Regions from separate parts of the Homo sapiens genome. Here all the other regions are linked to region 3. A link is a contact called in ENCODE Hi-C or POLR2A ChIA-PET data. All regions are on one chromosome and are shown on one strand. Each heading gives the region's core, a stretch centred on a gene start or an enhancer-like site at or near the end of the contact. The rest is flanking DNA. Distances are from core to core; before and after follow the strand shown.

What was found. A loop is a pair of places that touch in the nucleus more often than their neighbours do. ChIA-PET counts read pairs that join two places held with the same protein, here RNA polymerase II (POLR2A). Pooled maps may share reads with other maps.
Region 1: a pooled map shows a loop between it and region 3 (12-fold over the local background). The contact joins the enhancer-like site here to the promoter of ASF1B in region 3. A Hi-C loop is called at or near these places in 3 of 37 single-sample maps with no recorded cell type and 9 of 50 pooled maps. POLR2A ChIA-PET finds 5 or more read pairs at or near these places in 12 of 52 experiments (B cell, BJ, CD4-positive, alpha-beta T cell and 9 more).
Region 2: a map of naive thymus-derived CD4-positive, alpha-beta T cell shows a loop between it and region 3 (2.9-fold over the local background). The contact joins the enhancer-like site here to the promoter of ASF1B in region 3. A Hi-C loop is called at or near these places in 2 of 168 maps with a recorded cell type or tissue (mammary epithelial cell and naive thymus-derived CD4-positive, alpha-beta T cell) and 9 of 50 pooled maps. POLR2A ChIA-PET finds 5 or more read pairs at or near these places in 4 of 52 experiments (CD4-positive, alpha-beta T cell, MCF 10A, activated CD4-positive, alpha-beta T cell and 1 more).

What each region holds. Positions count from the first base shown.
Region 1 is chr19:13,844,656-13,847,788 of GRCh38, forward strand. No RefSeq gene overlaps it. Among named protein-coding and RNA genes, the nearest start is that of MIR23AHG, 3.3 kb to the left of the region's middle. RefSeq lists an enhancer at 2,336-2,515 and a silencer at 3,096-3,133. Within about 2 kb of position 1,847, at least 41 of the 41 ENCODE cell types and tissues checked have a DNase peak (open chromatin) inside an H3K27ac peak, as active enhancers do; they include B cell, CD4-positive, alpha-beta T cell and GM12878, where a contact is called at or near this core.
Region 2 is chr19:14,549,267-14,552,805 of GRCh38, forward strand. The region is part of intron 1 of TECR (trans-2,3-enoyl-CoA reductase); the gene reads left to right. It also overlaps a transcript of DNAJB1 not described here. Among named protein-coding and RNA genes, the nearest start is that of NDUFB7, 21 kb to the right of the region's middle. RefSeq lists an enhancer at 2,415-2,914. Within about 2 kb of position 2,290, at least 23 of the 41 ENCODE cell types and tissues checked have a DNase peak (open chromatin) inside an H3K27ac peak, as active enhancers do; they include mammary epithelial cell, where a contact is called at or near this core.
Region 3 is chr19:14,135,009-14,138,399 of GRCh38, forward strand. It overlaps ASF1B (anti-silencing function 1B histone chaperone), which reads right to left and starts at 1,581. Exons shown (of 4, transcript NM_018154.3): 1 at 1,340-1,581. The coding sequence starts at 1,448. It overlaps ADGRL1-AS1 (ADGRL1 antisense RNA 1), which reads left to right and starts at 2,144. Exons shown (of 3, transcript NR_045214.1): 1 at 2,144-2,215. RefSeq lists a silencer at 1,347-1,396 and enhancers at 1,727-1,866, 1,944-2,570, 2,067-2,226.

The DNA.
Region 1 (3,133 bases), core at 597-3,096, 290 kb before region 3:
TAGAAAGTGACCAAATTACAATGACAAACAAAACTCGGATCTCTACCGCATCCCCATCCATATTGCCCCTCCAGAATTCCCTTCACCCCATAATAAGGCCTTCCATCCAGACATTGCCTGTCCCGTCATCAGTCCAATTCACATTCAGGGAGAACACCTCCTCCATGCTGGCCTCTGGGGATACCTCTTCCCCCAGATTTTTTTTTTATCTAATTTTCGCTGTTCTGTTGCCTGTGGCTTGGACCACACCCCGGCTCACTAGTATCCCTCAGCCCAGGCTTGGAGGGTCCTCCCAGAACCCCCACCTCTCCCTCTGGGTCCCTTGACATTTACTTCCACAGGCCCCGGTCCTGAGCCTGCCGGTTTACCCAGGGGACAGCAGGTGAGGGAGTGATGAAGGGACAGGGCGAAGGTGAGACCAGGTCAAGTGGTCAAATGGCATGGCACACACACACACACACACACACACACACACACACACCACACACCCTTTTGTTCATTCTACAAACATTGAGTGCCTGCTGTATGTATGTCAGGCTCTGTTCCGGGCATTTGGGGACACAGAAGAGAACAAAACAGAAAAAAAAATCCCTGTACTTTTGGGACCAGCATCTATGGGAGAAACAAACATGATAAGCAGATAGATAGGTATAAAGATATATAATGTGGCCAGGAGCGGTGGCTCATGCCTGTCTTCCCAGCACTTTGGGAGGCTGAGGCAGCCTGATCACTTGAGGTCGGGAGTTCGAGACAAGCCTGGCCAACATGGTGAAACCCCGTCTCTACTAAAAATACAACAATTAGCCGGGCATGGTGGCGCACGCCTGTACCCAGCTACTCGGGAGGCTGAGGCAGGAGAATCATTTGAACCAGGAGGCGGAGGTTGTAGTGAGCCAAGATTGCTCCACTGGACTCCAGCCTGAGCGACACAGGGAAACCCTGTCTCAAAAAAAAATTATATATCTATATATATTTTTAAAAATTACATATCTATATATTTAAAAATTATATATCTATATATATTTTAAAATTATGTGTCTATATGTTTAAAAATTATATATATATTGTTTTAAATTATATTATATATATATATATATATATATATAAAATGTGTTGGGTGGAAAGTCTATGGGTAATCTAGAAAAAGGCAAGAGAGATGAGAGATGAAATGAGTGGAGGTTAGGTCAGGAAAGTCCTCCCTGAGGAGGAGGTGACTTTGAACAAAGACTTTTAGGCACTGAGGGAAAAGCCAGGAAGACATCGAGAGGAAGAGAGTTCCAGGTAGAGAACGGCCAGTGCACAGGCTTTGCGGTAGGACGGTGCCTGGAACATTGGAAAACCAGCAAAGCAGACCGGTTTCATGGAGGCAGAGAGAGGAGTGGAATGGAAGAAGAACAAAGATTTGTTTTGTTTTGTTTTGTTTGAGAAGGAGTCTCACTCTGTCGCCCAGGCTGGAGTGCATTGTCACAATCTTGGCTCACTGAAACCTCTGCCTCCCCAGTTCAAGCGATTCTCCTGCCTCAGCCTCCCAAGTAGCTGGGATTACAGGCGTGCACCACCATGCTCGGCTAATTTTTCTATTTTTAGTAGAGACAGGGTTTCACCATATTGGCCAGGCTGATCTTGAACTCCTGACTTCAAGTGATCCGCCCGCCTCAGCCTCCCAAAGTGCTGGGATGACAGGTGTGAGCCACAGCGCCAGGCCCTACACCCCAGCTTTCTAGCTGGATGTCTTTGGGATGGCTTTGGGGCCAGGCGATTACACTTCCTAAGCCTCAGTTTTGTCGGCTGAAAAATGGGGCTGAAAATGCGCAATTTGCAGTTGTTACCAGGCTTTGAGGTGAGACGTGTGATGTGCTGATCGCAGGTAGAAAGAGGGTAAGTGATACACCAGGTACACCTGGATCAAGGGACCCTGACAGGCCCAGCCGGCCCACAGGTCACCCCAGCTCACATGCAGGGCTGCCTGCTGGGCCCCATGGCAACGCCACACACAGAGACATCAAACAGGCCCTGCCGAGGAAGTCCCACGTCACTGCGGTTAGAGTGGCTCCTCCCAGCCCAGCCCCCGGCTGGCGGCAGTGACCCCCATGCCAGTCAGGGCCCCTGCCTCCTGTTGCCCTGGCGACCAGCTGTGTTATGGACTGAGCCGGGATCCCACCACATCCCTGCCCCCTCACCAGGGCACCAGCCACTCCCCACATCCGGAGAAGGACATTACACGGTGGCCCCAGCTCACCGTGACAAACTCAATTGCCTGGTGTCTGGAGCACCAGGAAAGACTTTGTCTACCTACATAATGGTTCAGAAGGGCAGAGAGGTCCCAGGGATCTGTGGGGACTCCCAGCCAGGTGCCTGAAATCCCCGGGGAAGGGTCCCAGTATTGCTCAAGGGCACTGGTGGGGCAGGTCAGACAGGAATAGACCCCAGGCCTGGCCCAGCCCCCACCTCAGGAATGACTCACCACCCACCCAGCTCCCGATGACATCAAGGCCTGGCCTGCCACCCTGACCTGGCCCCAGGCCAGAACTGGGGGGGCGCACCCAAGAAGTGTCACATCTGGCTGTCCCTGCCTGGCTGGGATCTGGTACGCAGAGGGTTAAGGAGAGCCCTTCTGGGGGTCTCCCCCCCATCCCATCCCCCCCACTTTCCCGGGGATTTCGGGCCCCAGCCCCTCTGACGTCACTGGGGGTTGCTATGGCAACTGGCCGAAGTTCCCAAATAAAATTACCGCGGGCGGGTTAAGTTTCCTAGGAGGCAGCCGACGGGTAAACAATGGCGGTGGCAGGCGGGGCCGGCGAGAGGCCGTCTCCCCCTCTTACCCCCGACTCTGCTGGGACCTGGGGGTCCCTGGGGCGAGGGGCAGGGTCCCCCTCCCTGCCCAGGATCTGAGAGCCCTCGAGCCAGCGAGGGGATTGGCGCCCAGATGAGGGACAGCGAGGCCACGACCCACATGAGCGGGGGATGGGGACGAGGGGTCTTTGGAGGGGAGGCTGGGGCGGCGGGGAACAAAGAGGGGACCGGAGGCCTGGGGATCCACCCTCCACACACCCTCCCCCCTAACCCCGCTCCCGGCCGGCCGCCAGTCCAGCTGTGGCTGTTCCCAGCTCCCTGGCTCCCCACATCTGGCGGG
Region 2 (3,539 bases), core at 1,040-3,539, 410 kb after region 3:
CAGTGGTGCGATCTCAGCTCACTGCAACCTCTGCCTCCCGGGTTCAAGCAGTTCTCCTGCCTCAGCCTCCCAAGGAGCTGGGACTACAGGCATGCGCCACCATGCCCAGCTAACTTTTGTATTTGTCATAGAGATGGGGTTTCACCATATTGGCCAGGCTAGTCTTGAACTCCTAGTCTTGAAGACCTTGTGATCTGCCCTCCTTGGCCCCCTAACCCGGCTAAGTTTTTAAAAGTTTTTGTAGAGATAAGGGTCTTACTATGTTGCCCAGCCTGGCCTCAAACTCTTGGGCTCAAGTGATCCTCCTGCCCTGGCCTCCCAAAGTGCTGGGATTACAGGCATGAGCCAGCGTACCTGACCTGCACTCAGCTTTTGGCCTCTTTATAAAATACTGTAGGCCAGGCGCAGTGGCTCACGCCTGTAATCCCAGCACTTAGGGAGGCTTAGGCGGGCAGATCACGAGGTCAGGAGTTTGAGACGAGCCTGACCAACATGGTGAAACCCCATCTCTACTAAAAATACAAAAATTAGCTGGGCATGGTGGCATGCACCCGTAATCCCAGCTACTCAGGAGGCTGAGGCAGGAGAATCACTGGAACTCGGCATGCGGAGGTTGCAGTGAGCCGAGATTGTGCCACTGCGCTCCAGCCTGGGCAACACAGTGAGACTCTGTCTCAAAAAAAAAAATAAAAAAAATAAACTATACACCTGCCCCCTTCAACTGCCACTCCCTGTCCCCTTTCCTTTCTTTCTTCTTTCCATGTCGCACGTCACCTTTGAACATATTACATATAGCGATTTATTTCATTGTCACTCTTTCTTTGCCAAGATGTGAGTTCCATGCGAGCAGGGATTTTTGTCTCTCCTTCTATAGCTGAACCCCACAGTCCTTAACAGGGCCTGGCATGTGTCAGTGAACAAACGAGCCTCAGTTTCCTTACCTGCAAAAGAGGATGAATACATTGTAAAGGAGATGATTCGTGTTGAGGATGAGCCTCCGTGCCTGGCTGGTTGTGAGTGGGCGGGTGGTGTTAGCTGCCGCCGCGTGTATAAAGCCTGCCACGTAGATCCCAGTCTAGGCTCTTTGGCAAGCTGAGCTCATGGGGGTGGACTAACCTGTCTGCTGGACTCGGGCAGTCGGGGGTTGGCCCGGATGAGCTCCTCCTGCTCCTCCAGTCAGTTTGTATCTGCAGGGCTCAGCCTCTGGCCCCCTTCCAGCTTCCTGGTCCGACAGCGCCTTCCTGCCCTGAGTTGGAGAGAGACCCAGGTGTCGTCCCCAACTGCCACCCAGCTGTGGGTGCAGGGATGCAGTTCTGGACCATCCCCTGGGGGTCTGGGACCTGGGGAGTTGAGTGTTTGGCCTTTACACTGGAGCTCCTTGAGGGCTGGCCCCAGCGGCCAGGAGTGTCAGTTTTTTGGTTTGTTTGTTTTTTAGATGGAGTCTTGCTCTGTTGCACATGCAGCAGTATAGTGGCGTGATCTCAGCTCACTGCAACCTTCACCTCCTGGGTTCATGCGATTCTCCTGTCTCAGCCTCCCCCGTAGCTGGGACTACAGGCCCGTACCACTATGCCCAGCTAATTTTTGTAGAGACAGGGTTTCACCATGTTAGCCAGGCTGGTGTCGAACTCCTGACCTCAGATGATCTGCCCACCTTGGCCTCCCAGAGTACTGGGATTACAGGCATGAACTACCACACCCGGCCGCTCCTTTTACTTATGAGGACACTCCTTTCTCTTATTAAGTCCACCTTAAATTCAGGATAATGTCATCTTAAGATCCTTAATTATATCTGCAAAGACACTATTTTTTTTTCTTTTTTTGATATGGAGTCTTGCTTTGTCACCCAGGCTGGAGTGCAGTGGTGCGATCTCGGCTCACTGCAACCTCCACCTCCCAGGTTCATAACGATTCTCCTGCCTCAGGCTCCTGAGTAGCTGGGATTACAGGCACCCACCACCACACCCAGCTAATTTTTTTGTATTTTTAGTAGAGATAGGGTTTCATCATGTTGGCCAGGCTACTCTCGAACTCCTGACCTCAGGTGATCCACCCACCTCGGCCTCCCAGAGTACTGGGATTACAGGCGTGAGCCACTGCACCTGGCCAATTATTATATTTTGTGTAGAGAAGGAGTTTTGACATGTTGCACAGGCTGCAGGAATTCCCTAATTCCTAAGCAGTCCCTGTGTTAGATGGTCTTGCAGGCACACCCATTTACTAGTTGGAGAAGCAGACAGGCAAGGCAGGTCTGACACCGCCCCCTGTGGCAGTGCCTCTCAGTCAGCATTGAGGACGCGCCCCTGCTTTTCTAGGCCCATTGGCTGTCTTAGCTAGTGACAGGAAAACATGCAGGAGGCATTGCCACAGCTGTAAACCCTGCCTGGGCCCCGCTGTGGTATGAGTTGCTGATAGACCTTTTGCTCTGGTACAGCCTGGCTGTGTGAGGCTGTGGGGCAGAGGCCAGCGGGCTGGGTCCTCAGGCCAGGCAGAGAGGCTCAGTTCTTGGTGTCTGCTGGAGGATCGCATCCAGGGTGGTGGGTTTTTTGTTTTTTTGTTTTTGTTTTTCTTTTGTTTGGTTTTACCCTTATTTCTTTATTTCTTCCTTTCTTCCTCTTTTTCTTTCCTTTCTCTCTCTCTCTCTCCCCCTCCCTCCCTCCCTCTCTCTCTCCCTCCCTCCCTCTCTCTCTCTCTCTCTCTCTCTCTTTCTCTCTTTTTTTTTTTTTGAGATGGAGTCTCGCTCTGTCGCCCAGGCTGGAGTGCAGTCAGTGGTGCAGTCATAACTCAGCCTTGACCTCCTGGGCTCAAGCAGTCCATCTACCTTGGCCTCCCAAAGTGCTGAGATTACAGGCATGAGCCACCGCGCCTGGCCTTTTTCTTTTCTTTCTTTCTTTCTTTCTTTTTTCTTTTTTTTTTTTTTTGAGATAGCGTGTCTTCTGTCCCCCAGGCTGGAGTGCAGTGGTGCAATGATAGGTCACTGCAGCCTTGACCTCCCGGGCTCAAGCAATCCTCCCAGTCTGGCCTCCCAAACTGCTGGGATTATAGGCGTGAGCCACCGTGCCCGGCCTGCCTTTTCCTTTCTCTGTTGCACATAGCCCTGCTCTCTAGGATGGAGGCATTATTTTATTGTAGGAGCTTTGGGCCTGAGCAAGCTGGGTGGACACTCACATGGGCACTTCCAGGCTACTTACCTTGGGCGAGGGCTTCCTCGTTCCCAAGCCCCAGTTTTCCAAGCCACGTAACAGGCATCACAGTCTTTTTCTTTTCTTTTCTTTTCTTTTTTTTTGAGAGGAGTCTCGTTCTGTCGCCCAGGCTGGAGTGCAGTGGCGCAATCTCTGGCTCACTGCAAGCTCCGCCTCCCGGGTTCACGCCATTCTCCTGCCTCAGCCTCCCGAGTAGCTGGGACTACAGGCACCCGCCACCATGCCCGGCTAACTTTTTTTGTACTTTTAGTAGAGACGGGGTTTCACTGTGTTAGCCAGGATGGTCTTGATCTCCTGACCTCGTGATCCACCCGCCTCGGCCTCCCAAAGTGCTGG
Region 3 (3,391 bases), core at 331-2,830:
AGGTCAGGAGTTCGAGACCAACCTGGCTAACATGGTGAAACGCTGCCTCCACTAAAAATACTAAAATTAGCTGGGCGTGGTGACAGGCGCCTGTAGTCCCAGCTACTCGGGAGGCTGAGGCAGAAGAATCGCTTGAACTCGGGAGGTGGAGGTTGCAGTGAGCCGAGATCGTGCCATTGCACTCCAGCCTGGGCAACAGAGTGAGACTGTCTCAAAAAAAAAAAAAAAAAAAAGAAGAGGAAGAAGAAGAAAGAAAAAGTGACAGAAAAATTGCTGCAGTAACTCAGCTGGAAACGGGTGGGCAAACCTGGAGAACTAGCTAATGCCTGCCTGGCTATGCCACCCCTCGGATCTCAGTGTGTTTATCCAAGCCCACAGAGAAAGGTGGGGAAGGGGAGCTGGGGAGACAAAGTTCCCCTCAAAGACGGTAGCATCCTTTCCCAGGGAGAGCTCAAGCATAGGGGGGTTGGGCCCCAACGAAGGAGAGAAACCAGGTTCCAGGGTATGTGCATTGGGGCAGAAAAGCGGCAGCAACTGGTGGGCGTGGGGTTATTGAAATATTGGCAGGTTGGGGAGGGGACTGGTGGGACACAAATGGGAAGATGGGGTTGAGAGAGGTCCTGAAAAGGGGTTGAGGGGTTTTCACAGGAAAAAAAGGTTACTGGAGGGGAGGGTCTTCACGGCAAGGAGAGAGGAGCTTGGGTGAGAGGTCTCCATAGGGAAAATAGGAGATGGCTGGGATTTCCCCCGGGGAAAATGGGAAGGGGCTGGATATTGGGGGTCTCCAGAGGGAAAATGGGAGGTGTGAGTATCTCACTACAGGAAAGAGGGAATAAGTGGGCAAAAATGGGTGGGTGGTTGAAGCGGGGGTCTTGCCACAGGGAAACCACGGTGGCTGAAGATCTCCGTGGGTTAAGAAATGGAGGCCGAGAAGGTCTCCCCATGAAAACGGGTACCTAGGAAGAGCTCCAGAGAAAAAAGATGGATGAGGTTCCCCACGCGGGAAATGGGGCTTGGAGGGGGTTAATCTCTATGGGGAGGTCGGGGCGGGCAGTGGGGGAAGAGGCCACTGGGAGGTCCGAGTTAGCTGGCGGGGGGTCTCCACCCGGGAGGTCAAGGCGGGCAGTGGGGGAGGAGGTCACGGGGAGGTCCGTGTTGGCTGGTGGCGGGGGGTCTCCACCGGGAGATCCGGTTGACTGGCGGGCTGGGGGAGATCGGGGTTGGCGGAAGGGGGACGAGGGGTTTCATGGGGGAGATCAAGTTGGCCATGGGAGCGGTTCTCTGAGGGGAGGCCGGGGTCGGCCCGGGGGTGGGGGTCCCCGCACAGGCCCAGCCTCACCGTCCGCCAGGGCTTCACTGCACTCGAAGCTGATCTCGAACCGGAAGGGGCTGTGGAAAGGGCTCGGGTTCTCCAGGACCGCCACGTTCAGCACCGACACCTTGGCCATCGCCTCGCCTCGCCGCGCCGCAGCAGGGGCAGGGGCTGTGGCTGTGGCGGAGGCCGCGCCTGGGTCCGGTGGGGTCAGTGGGGTAGGGCTGACCAGGTCCACTCCCGCCTCTTCTCTCCGAGAACTGAAGTGCGCACCTAGTCCGCGCGCCGCCTTCAAATAGCCGGCCTCCGCCCTCTGGCCAATCACCGCCAACGCTCCCTGGCGGCGCGCGCACCCCCTCAGCCAGTCCTGGAGCGCCGATCGGCGCGCGCCCAGACTCCTCGGACCAATCAGCGGAGCTCCCTCTCCGCAGCGTGTGAGGAGGGCGAAACTATCTCCAAGCTTCTTAGCGTGTCCGCTGGAAACCAATCCCCAGCGTCTCCGACTTGGATGTCAACGGCGGGAATGGACGGAGTCACAGCGCCGGCCTCCTTCTGGCCAATCCTGAGGGTTCCCGCACCGGCGTGGCCCGCCCCTCGCCTCGCTTTTCCGGGAGATGCATCCCGCAGCGCGCAGCGCCGCCACCCGCCGAGCGGTGGCGCGCGGCGCTCGCTAAAGAAGGCGGGAAGGGCGGTGCTCGCACCCGAAGTGATTGGCAGGAGGGAGTGGGGCGGAGATAAAGAGGGTTTTCTGAGAGTTTATTGGCTGGATTGGTAATGGTGGCGGGAGCAGAAGGAGGCTCAGCTGGGGATTCGCTGGAGAGAAGCGGAAGTCGAGCGCCACCGCGGTGTTGGCGAGTGTGAAGAGAGAGGAGGAGCGTTTGCGGCCTCAGCGTCTGTCAACAGGTGAGCGTTTCCTGGAGCTTTTCTGAGTGGCTCCTGACCCTTGAGGTCCAGCGGCGCGGGAGTCCGTTGTGAACGTTGCGAACGTTCGGAGTGGCGGTCACGAGGCGCGCTCAGACCTCGGGAATCCGGCCGGGTTCGGATCCCGCTTTCGCCCCCGAGGGGTTCGGATCCCGCTCTCGCCCCCGAGGGGTTCGGATCCCGCTCTCGCCCCCGAGGGGTTCGGATCCCGCTCTCGCCCCCGAGGGGTTTGGATCCCTCTCTCGCCCCCTTGAGGGCTCTTGGGAGGTTTCAAGCGGACGGTACTGAAAATGGGAGTTCCAGTTCGGGGGCAGACCAGTGTTCAGAGTCCGGGCTCTGCTACTCAGCGCCCGAGGCAGCGCCTCCCCATTCAACGGGGGCCGTGGCAATTCCCTGACATGATTCATGACCACATAATACATCCGGAAACTTCTCTCCACCGCCTCCCGTCTGGGCCGTCGCCCCCGGCCTGGGAGACTCCAGGTCTCAGAGTCTCTGCCCCCACGGGCGATCAGTGCTGCCCAGTGGAAAAATAATGCCAGCCGCGCACCAAAATTAGGTGTAAAATTAACATTTTTTGGAAGCCACTTTTTTTTTTTTGAGATGGAATCTCGCGCTGTCACTCAGGCTGGAGTGCAATGGCGCGATCTCGGCTCACTGCAACCTCTACCTCCCGGGTTCAAGCGATTCTCCTGCCTCAGCCTCCTGAGTAGCTGGGATTACAGGTGCCCACCACCACAACCAGCTAATTTTTTTTCTGTATTTTCAGTAGAGACGGGGTTTCACCATGTTGGCCAGGCTGGTCTCGAACTCCTGACCTCAAGTGATCCGCCCGCCTCGGCCTTCCAGAGTGCTGGGATTACAGGCGTGAGCCACTGTGCCCGGCCATATCTTTTTTTATTATTATTTGTAATTTTAGAGGCTGGTCATGGAGGATTTCTTGAGGCCAGGAGTTCAAGATCAGCCTGGGCAACATAACAAGACCTCATATCTACAAAAAATAAAAGAATAAGCCAGGTGTGGTAGTGCATACCTGTAGTGTCTGCTACTCCTGAAGCTGAGGCAGGAGGATCTCTTGAGCCCAGAATGCTCCAGCCACTGCACTCCAGCCTGAGTGTCAGAGTGAGACCCTGTCTCTAAAAATTAAAATTAAATTTT